2 separate regions of the Homo sapiens genome follow, and region 1 is linked to region 2. Evidence: read pairs that join two places in POLR2A ChIA-PET (ENCODE). Cell type or tissue: CD4-positive, alpha-beta T cell. All regions are shown on one strand.

The links. ChIA-PET counts read pairs that join two places held together with the same protein. Peaks named below come from ENCODE experiments on the same cell type or tissue, not always from the same donor. Only the 100,000 strongest peaks of a DNase experiment are listed, where the experiment ranks them.
Region 1: POLR2A ChIA-PET joins it to region 2 with 16 read pairs; 13 of 35 experiments call an interaction of 5 or more read pairs at or near these places.

What each region holds. Positions count from the first base shown.
Region 1 is chr16:70,436,171-70,441,170 of GRCh38, forward strand. ST3GAL2 (ST3 beta-galactoside alpha-2,3-sialyltransferase 2) reads right to left here and starts at 2,930. Exons shown (of 7, transcript NM_006927.4): 1 at 2,779-2,930. RefSeq lists an enhancer at 882-1,061 and silencers at 2,602-2,801, 2,902-3,081. In CD4-positive, alpha-beta T cell, no CTCF peak of the experiment used is centred here; DNase peaks (open chromatin) are centred at 2,061 and 3,081; H3K4me3 peaks cover 2,375 bases.
Region 2 is chr16:70,344,614-70,349,613 of GRCh38, forward strand. It overlaps DDX19A (DEAD-box helicase 19A), which reads left to right and starts at 2,290. Exons shown (of 12, transcript NM_018332.5): 1 at 2,290-2,435. The coding sequence starts at 2,379. DDX19A-DT (DDX19A divergent transcript) reads right to left here and starts at 2,134. Exons shown (of 5, transcript NR_039997.1): 1 at 1,586-2,134. RefSeq lists enhancers at 1,290-1,908, 1,909-2,526, 2,045-2,534. In CD4-positive, alpha-beta T cell, no CTCF peak of the experiment used is centred here; a DNase peak (open chromatin) is centred at 2,218; H3K4me3 peaks cover 1,817 bases; H3K27ac peaks cover 2,645 bases.

The DNA.
Region 1 (5,000 bases), 92 kb after region 2:
TAATCCCAGCACTTTGGGAGGCCAAGGCGGGCGGATCACCTGAGGTCAGGAGTTCGAAACCAGTCTGGCAAACATGGTGAAACCCCGTCTCTACTAAAAATACAAAAAGTAGCGGGGTGTCGTGGCGTATGCCTGTAATCCTAGGTTCCTGTCACCCCAGGAAGGGGTGGCCAACAAGGCCGAGACAAGAGAATTGCTTGAACCCTGGAGGCAGAGGCTGCAGTGAGCCGAGATCATGCCACTGCACTCCAGCCTGGGCAACAGAGTGAGACTTCGTCTCAAAAAAAGAAAAAAAAAAAAAAAAAGACTTCGCATCTGCTTGGATTAATCTCTCAAGAAATTGTGATGACCCCAAACCAGTGGTTCTCAAAGTGTTAGCCCTAGGGAGCTGGAGAGAGATGCAAAATATAGGCTCCACCAAGATTAAACCATAAAACTCTGGAGTCCCCTCACACACACACAATCTGTGCCTTAACCAGCTCTCCAGGAGACTATGACTCTCAGTCAAATGTGAAGAATCCTTCCCTAAACCTGTAACCATGAGACCTTCCGCTGTAATTCATTTACTGAACACCCACTAGGTGCTAAGGACCAAGCCAGGTGGTGGTATTTCAGAAAATGAGGACACATTTGAAGAGCATCCACAGTCTAATGAGAGCCAAAATGAAGTATACAAATATGGCCAAAATAAGGCAGGATGTGGTATAGGACAACGCAAAATAATCCATTTCCCACCCCTCTCCCCAGGCCCTACCCCTCAGGTCTTCTTTTGCCATGAAAAGACATGGAAAAACCAAGCCTCCCCAAATCCCCAATCCTGGTATTGCAGACTCCTTAATCCCAGGTGCCTTCTCGAGAAGAGTGGTCCTTACCCTGAGGCTTGGCCGGAGTAGAAATGCTCCCCTGAGGCCATAGCCAGTGGCTCTCAGAAGCTTGGCTTTATCTGGGATTTGCACTCCAAAAGTTCCCAGGAGCCATCAGCGTGCCACAGCACATCACAACAATGCGCTCCCAGGCAGGGTCACTCCCACAGGCCCCTGCCAGACTTGCAAGCAAGGGTGCAGAGGCAGACATAAACACCCACACAGACAGTTGGCCCCCTGGCCTCCCTTCCTCCATTCTCAAGTTACAAGGTTAAAAGCATCCAATTCACAGCCAAGGGGGAGGGCTGGGAAGGGGGTTGCTGAAGCAGTGAACCATCTGGTTCAGATCAAGATTGCTCCTTCAGGAACCCACATAACTCCTAGAGCCTCCTGTCCCTCCTTTCCTCCACCCAACCCACTGGGAAACTGGGGATTGGGGTAGAATGGATGACTATCCCCCTCTGCCCCCCCCGCAAAAAAAAAAAAATCTGAAGAGGACAAAACAAAAAACCTGAATAATACAGGCAAATCTGTGCCACCTCTCTGAGCCCTCGTTCCCTCTAAATCCTGAGTCCCACGACTAAACTTGAGATCACCGCCCACATACTCTGTGCCTTCCTCCACAGAGAGATCAGGGCAGCCAGCAGGCATCCCTCCCTGAAAGGGCAACCCCTCCAAAGTTAGCAGCAGAAGCAAGATGAAGCTTAGGGGTGTGGTCTCCCAGACTCCTCTTATGCCACCATCTCTCTAAAAACCAGCGATACCTTCCACCTGAGAAGGGCTTCAGAGCCCACCAGGCAAGGAAGGGGTGGCCAACCAGCTTCCAAACATCCGTCCCAAAGACGAGGCGGGAGTGTGTTACTGGCCAGAGGTCCCAGAGTGCCCTGTACTCCCCCGGAGGCTTTGACTGAAAAGAGGCCCCAGGTCCCTGCCTGCCCCCAGCACCTCTCTAGCCCCTTTCTCCAACACCACCTTTGACTCAATCCTCCGCTCCTTTACGCAGCTGTAAAGCAAGAGGGAAGATGGGAGACGGGAGATGGATGCAGTTGGCAAAAGATAAATCGAAAGGCTAACTTGAGCAAGCAAGCAATTGGTGCTGACTCCTCTACAGGCAGAGGGAACCCGGAGTGGGTTATGCGAAGGAGGGAAGGCCAACAGGAGCGGCAGGAAGCTAAGGGGAGACTCAAGTGAGCTCAGCCCAGAGCTGTAGCAGGGGGTGGGAAGTTTGGTCCAGTCACAGGGGAATGACTGGGGGTAAGAAATGACTTCCATTCCAAGGCAGAGAAGGAACAGGAGAGAGGAGAGACGAGGTTCAGACCAGCCTCCACGGGACTGGCGCTTTGGCCAAGTTTCTGGCTTCAGCCGTGCCTCAGTTTCCCCAAAGTAGGAAGGTCGAGCCGTGAGAACTGGGCCACTGAGGATGGTTAGGGGGCAGTGCCAGGTAGGGGAAAGATCACAGGGGAGAGAGGAAAGAGGAGCTGATGGGGCAGACAGGCTCTGGCCAAGAGTGGGGCCGGGGTCTCCCAGGTGGAGCAGAGGCCGGGAGACCCAGGGTTAGCGGTACGAACTAGGGAGTGGACTGGAAGTCGGGACCAGGGCAGAGAGCTCTTCCGAGGGCTGGGGCTGGGGCTGGGGTTGGGGTTGGGGGCTGCCGGCAAAGGAGCGGAGCGGGAGCCCTGGGAGGCTGGGAGCGGCTGGACGTGCAAAGCAGAAGGCGGGGATCCGGAATGAGGCCAACGCGCGCGGACCCCCGCCCACACGAGGGAGCCCGGCGCCCCGACCCGGGGGAAGTTGCCGGGCTGGAACGGGCCGGTCTGGGCCGCTGGGCCGCGCCAGCTGCCCGCGCAGGGGAGGTCTGGGCAGCCGGGGGCCCGGGGCGCTCTGCATCCCGCCCGCCCTCATCCCACCCGCGCACCTCAGTCAGCGCCCGGCGCCGCGCGGGCCATGCTCGCCGCTCCGGCCGCCGCCGCCGCCCGCGCAGAAAGCCGTCGCCGCCGCCGCCGCCGCCGCCGCCGTCGTCCGGACCCGTTAGCTCGCAGCTCTCTCGTCCGCCCGCCGTGGGCTAGTCCCGCCCTTGCCTGGCCCAACCCTCCCCGAGCGCCGCCGCCGCCGCCGCCTCAGCCCGGCCCCTCCCCCCACCCCTGCCCGGCTTGAAGGGAAGGGTGGGGGACAGGGGCGACTGCCCCCACCCCATTCACATCCTCCCCGTCTCTCCCTCCCTCCGCCCCCCGCACGCGCGCCGGCATGCTGGGATATGGAGTCCAGCGGGCGCTGGGTCGCTAGGGGCGCCCCGCATCCAGGACTACATCTCCCAGAAGACAGCGCGCGCATCCCAGGGATTGTGGGCTTTGTAGTTTCGCTAGGGCTCAGGGGGTCCGCCGTGCAGGAGGGGAGACGGAGGGGGATGGGAAGTCTTCATTCTCAGAAGGCCGGGCTCCAGCGGCTGGAGCAGACGGCCCCGAGCCGGGTTGGATACGTGGGTTCCTAGGGAGGTGCACACTAGCCGAGGACGCCTCTCAGATGCTGCTGTGGCCAGCTGCTGACGAGCCCGGCCGGAGGGCACTGTTCCCACTCGCGCTCTCAAAGAGCCGCGACCTGAGGCCAGCTTGGCTTCACGCCCGGGCTCTGAAAGCCCGAGCTGCGGTGGGGCCGCTGCGCCCTGGCCTGAGGGGAGAGAGACCCCATCAGCGGTGCGAGCGGGGGTTTGGCCTCGCTGGACTTTGTGTTCCCCACCTAGGAAAAGAGGAAAAGGGGGCAGAGTGTCTATTGGTTCCTCATCCACCGGGGCATCTCCCCCTTGCAGGCTCTCTCTTAGATGCCCGTAGCTTCCTGCTGTTGAGGGTAAAGTGAATGCATTTTAAATATTTGCCATGTCTTTTATTAGCCCATCCTTTCCCTAACTTCCGCACCTATTTCAAAACCTTTATGAAACTCCAGGTAGACTGCAGTTTCGCCCTCCAACAGGCTGAAGTGAGGCTGAAGTGGTTCTGAATTTTTGGTGTGTATGGGATCCTCTTGGCCAGCTTGTTTAAACGCAGATTGCTGCCCCCACCCTCAGCTTCTGGTTCTTTTAGCTCTAGGGCAGGCCCCAGAATTGGCATTGCTACCCCGTCTCCAGGTGTTGCTCATGCTGCCGGTTACTACCTTGATAACCTGATAACCTCTGCTGTTGGTGTTTGCTGCTAACACACCGGTATCCTCTTTCAAGGATGGCCCTTGTGTGGGATAATTAATAATGGCCCTGAAGAGCCAAACCCGGAAAGGCAGGGTCCCAGTCTAGTCCCCTTTAGCACAGGAACGCTCTTTGTTTTTGCTCAAGGTCTCACTGTCGCCCAGGCTGGAGTGCAGTGATGTCATCACGACCCCAGCACTTTGGGAGGCTGAGGCAGGTGGATCACATGAGGCCAGGAGTTAAGACCAGCCTGACCAACATGGCAAAACCCTGTCTCTACCAAAAATGCAAAAATTAGCTGGGTGTGGTAGTGCGTGCCTGTAATCCCAGCTACTTGGGAGGCTGAGGCACGAGAATTGCTTGAATCTGGGAGTTGGAGGTTACAGTGAGCTGAGATCATGCCATTGCACTCCAGCCTGGGCAACAGAGTGAGACTCTGTCTTAAACAAAAAAGGGCCAGGCGTGGTGGCTCACACCTGTAATCCCAGCACTTTGGGAGGCTGAGGCAGGTGGATCATGAGGTCAGGAGTTCAAGACCAGCCTGGCCAAGATGGTGAAACTCCGTCTCTACTAAAAATATAAAAATTAGCCGGGCATGGTGGCAGGCGCCTGTAATCCCAGCTACTCAGGAGGCTGAGGCAGGAGAATCACTTGAATCCGGGGGGATGGAGGTTTCAGTGAGCCAACGTCGCGCCACTGCACTCCAGCCTGGCCGGCAGAGCAAGACTCCGTCTCAAAAACAAACAAACAAACAAACAAACAAACAAAACACCGGCAGACTCTCAACACAAGTGATTTTACCCACCCTCCTCCCTCCACATTAAAAGGCTTCTACAGAGGCGGGTCACAGTGGCTCACGCCTGTAATCGCAGCACTTTAGGAGGCCTAGGCATGTAGATTGTCTGAGCTTAGGAGTTTGAGACCAGCCTAGGCAACGTGGAAAAACCCTGTCTCTCTTTATAAAA
Region 2 (5,000 bases):
TCTGTTGCCCAGGCTGGAGTGCAGTGGCGCGATCTCAGCTCACTGCAAGCTCTGCCTCCTGGGTTCACACCATTCTCCTGCCTCAGCCTCCCGAGTAGCTGGGACGATAGGCACCCGCCACCACGCCCAGCTAATTTTGTTTTTGTATTTTTAGTAGAGACAGGGTTTCACTGTGTTAGCCAGGCTGGTCTCGATCTCCTGACCTCAGGTGATCCACCTGCCTTGGCCTCCCAAAGTGCTGGGATTATAGGCATGAGCCACTGCGCCCGGCCCTAATTTTTGTATTTTTAGTAGAGGTGAGGTTTCGCCATGTTGGCCAGGCTGGTCTCGAACTCCTGACCTCAGGTGATCCACCAGCCTTGGCCTCCCAAAGTGCTAGGGTTATAGGCGTGAGCCACCGCCCCCGGCCCTTTTTTTGATTTTTAATCAACATTATTGAAAGGTATAATTTATATACCATGATATTTTAAATGCACAAGTTCTCACACAAAAATTAGCCAGGGGTGGTGGCGAAGTGCTATATTCCCAGCTGCTGGGGAGCTGAGGTGCGAGGATCACTTGAGTCTGGGAGATCAAGGCTGCAGTGAGCTGTGAACGTGCCACTGCATTCCAGCCTAGGTGACAGAGCAAGACCCTGTCACAAAAAACAAACAAAAACAGTTATTCTTCCTTGGGAACTGCTTATAAAAAAGAAAAAGCAGGTCAGCACTGTGGCTCACACCTGTAATCCCAGCACTTTGGGCGGCCCAGGCAGGCAGATCCTTGAGCTCAGGAGTTCAAGGCCAGCCTAGCCAACGTGGTGAAACTCCATCTCTACTAAAAATACAAACATTATCTGGGCGTGGTGGCGTGTGCCTGTAATCCCAGCTACTTGGGAGGCTGAGGCAGGAGAACCGCTTGAATCCAGGAAGCAGAGGTTGCAGTGAGCCAAGACCCGGCCACTGCACTCCAGCCTGGGTGATATCTGTAAATAATGGTTCCATGAGTTTAGAAATACAAAGTAGCATGACTTAACAAATTTACACATCTATGTAACCAGGTCCCAATCAAGATACAGAATAATTCTATCACCCAGGAAGTTCTCTTGTGTCTGGACCAAACATCCTTCTCCACAGGTAAGCTCTGTTAGTTTTTATCAGCATAGATTTTATTTGTCCTATTCTTGAATCTCATATAAATAGATTATACATTATGTATTTGGTGGTCCTTCAACATAATGGCCAGGTGTGGTGGCTCATGCCTGTAATCCCAACACTTTGAGAGGCCAAGGCAGGAGGATCTCTGGAGTTAGCAGGAGATCAAAAGCAGCCTGAGCAATATAATGAAGACTTCCGTCTCTGCAAAAAGTTTAAAAACTAGCCAGGAGTGGTGGTGCGGGCCTGTGGGCCCAGCTACCTGGGAGGCTGAGGTGGGAGGTCAAGGGTGCAGTGAGCCGAGATCACACCACTGCATTCCAGCCTGGGCGACACAATGAGACCCTGACTCAAAAAAGAAACGAAAAAACGCATTGTGTGTTGTGTTTATTGGATGGTGGAATTATGGGGTTTACGGGTCTTCTGTTGCGTTTTGGTTTTTGTTTTCTTACCTGTTATCGCGTTCCTAACAGTAGAAATTGGCATCATATAGTATTCTCATGGAACTTTCCTTTGTTCAAAGCCCTACAGTTCAGAGACTTACACATTTAATGTGAGATATGACAGGCTTAAAAAGAAACGTTGGGGGCCGGGCGCGGTGGCTCACGCCTGTAATCCCAACACTTTGGGAGGCTGAGGCGGGAGGATCACAAGGTCAGCAGTTCGAGATCAGCCTGGCCAACATGGTGAAACCCCATCTCTACTAAAAATACAAAAATTAGCCGGGCGTGGTGGCGGGCACCTGTAATCCCAGCTACTCGGGAGGCTGAGGTAGAATAGCTTGAACACGGAGGCGGAGGTTGCAGTGAGTCGAGATCCCGCCACGGCACTCCAGCCTGGGACAGAGCGAGACTCCGTCTCGAAAAAAAATAATAAAATAAATAATAAAATAAATAAAATAAAATAAACGTTGGCTTATTTCAGTGTGAAGTAAGGCAATAAACGGAGGGCTAACAGTTCCACTTCGTAGAGCTCAGACATTTTAAGAAGCGAGGAGGCCGCGTCCTGGAAGGGTGAGCAAAAAGCGCGAGGTTTGCGCACGAAGGGAAAGGCGAGGCCCGAGGAGAGACCTGGCGCCGCGCAGAATGATGATGTCGCACGCTGGGTGGGAACTGACGTCACCTGTGCTCACCGCCGCTTCCGGTCCGCGTGAGGTGCATTCTCGCGCCGGTGGCGAGGTTAGGGCCCGCGTTGCGACGTGGTGCAGCGCATATTTTCACAAGTGGGTCTCCCTTGTCCGGGACTATGGCCACCGACTCGTGGGCCCTGGCGGTGGACGAGCAGGAAGCGGCTGTCAAGTCGGTCAGTAGCTCAGCTCCTGGCGAGGAGGACGTAGCAGGGGCCCAAGCGAAACCTCCCAAAAGCACAGGGAGCTCCCCGGGTTGGGGAGGCCCCTGGGCAACGCGCTCCTGCAGTTTGCTAGGGCAGTCACTTGCCCTTGATTTGCTCTTAGAGCTAAAGAGACCAATGTCGAGCTTTTTATCTCCATCTGGGCTGGTTAAGGACTTCATCCTTTGGTAAATCCGCCCCACTATGCATGCTGTCATTCCTCTATTGACCTCCTCGGTGACGATTATAAGGAAAGCCAAGTTTAGATTCTGATTCTCTTTTTCATTACGCGACTGTTCTTCGCATGTTTCTGTACTACTCTGTATTTAACATTTCTTAGATCCATGCTTAACGTGGTTGGTAGTTTGTAGCTCTTTGCAGAATAACAGATTGACTTTTGGATTTAATACCTCAATCTACTGCAGATGTTGGAAGGAGGCACTACAAATTGTTTCATTGATGTGTAAAGTAACGGTTTCATGTACTTGTTCTTTCAGTAATGAATATTCATTCAACTGGAATGTAATTACAGCATACACTGTGGCTTTCTGTTCTTATATCTAAGACCTAAACTTTAGGTTTGTTTAGTGATAATGGACTGTCTTTTTTTTTGTTGTAGTTGTTTCTCTTTTGAGGCAGAGTTTTGCTCTTGTTGCCCAGGCTGGAGTGCAATGGCGCCATCTCGGCTCACCGCAACCTCCGCCTCCCGGGTTCAAGCGATTCTCCTGCCTCAGTCTCCCGAGTAGCTGGGATTACAGGCATGCGCCACCACGCCCGGCTAATTTTGTATTTTTTGTAGAGACGGGGTTTCTCCATGTTGGTCAGGCTGGTCTCGAACTCCCGACCTCAAGTGATCCGCCCACCTCGGCCTCCCAAAGTGCTGGGATTACAGCCGTGAGTCACCGCGCCCAGCCGGTATGGGGATTTTTGAGAGGGCTATTGACAGAATTAGACAAGGCTGGCAAGGATTTATTGAACTACAGAGAACAGAATATGTTAGAAGTGATGGCTAATAGAAATATCAGTGTAGAAGTTATTCTGATAGCCCCGAGATAGAGGGCCTATGTTGGGCAGTGGAAGTGAAAATTAAGGGATGGGTATAAGATATGAAGGTAGAATGGGTAGGACTTGCTAACATAATAAAGGAGAGAAGGGAGATAAAGCCAAAGGTTTCTGTTTTCAACCTGGATCCTATTGGTACTACTAACGTCCCAATAACAGGAATAGGAAAGTGGGAGGAAGGGCAGATTTGATAGAATGGTGAAGGCAGCCGGGCATGATGGCACCCACCTGTGATCCCAGCACTTTGGGAGGCCGAGGCGGGCAGATCACTCGAGGTCAAGAGTTTGATACCAGCCTGGCCAACATAGTGAAACCCTGTCTCTACTAAAAATACAAAAGTTAGCCAGGCGTGGTAGTCGTCCCCTGTTAATACCAGCTACTCAGGAGGCTGAGGCATGAGAATTGCTTGAACCTGGGAGGTGGAGGTTGCAGTGAGCCAAAATTACGCCACTGCACTCCAGCCTGGGCTACTGAGTGAGACTCTGTCTCAAAAAAAAAAAAAAAAAAAAAAAGAGGTGAAGGCTGGGCACAGTGGCTCACACCTGTAATCCTAGCACTTTGGGAAACTGAGACAGGCAGATCAGTTGAACCCAGGAGTTCAAGACCAGTGTGGGCAACATGGCGAAACCCCATTTCTACAAAAATACAAAAAAAATTAGCTGGGCGGGGTGGTGGTACACTCCTGTAGTCCCAGTTACTCAGGATGCTGAGGTGGGAGGATCACCTGAGCCTAGGGAGGTTGAGGCTGCAGTGAGCTGTGATCACACCACTGCACTCCAGCATGGGTGACGGTGAGACCCTGTTTCAAAAAAAGAAAAAAGGGAATGGTGAGTTCAGGTTTGGCTGTTCTGAATTTAAAATAAGGAAACATCTTGGTAAGTACCTGTTGTGGGAGTCCCCAAGAGATGCCAGGTTTGACGATTTGTTAGGAGAACTCACAGGCTCAGTATGTAGTTGTACTCACAACTATGATTTATTATAGTGAAAAGATACAAAGCAAAATTAGTGGAGGAAAAAGGCTCATGGGCTAAGTCCAGAGGAAACCAGGCAAACTTCCAAGTTATCTCCCAATGGAGTCCACAGAGTGTGCTTCATTCTTCCGGTAGCAAATTGTAACAGCACATATGAAGTGGTGTCAGGGAAGCTTGTTAGAGACTCTACTTGAGGCTTTTATTGGGGGGCTGTCATATAGTCACCCTGTGCCTAGCATGTACCAGAATTCCAGACTTCCAGAAGGAATGCAGGTGGTTAGCATAAATTACATGCAACTGTTTTTAAAAAGAGTTGAGGCAGACTGACCCCCTCTTATCAGTTCTAGGAATGATGGGAACCTTCCCAAAGTCCAAGTTCGCAGGTGACAGCCAAGGGCCAGCCTTGCAAATAGGCTTTCCTAAGGAGAGCGGTCAGGCCTGCTGTGTTCTCTTCTGCCCGGTAGCCATCAGACATTTGGAAATACAGCACTGGAGTTCAGGAGAA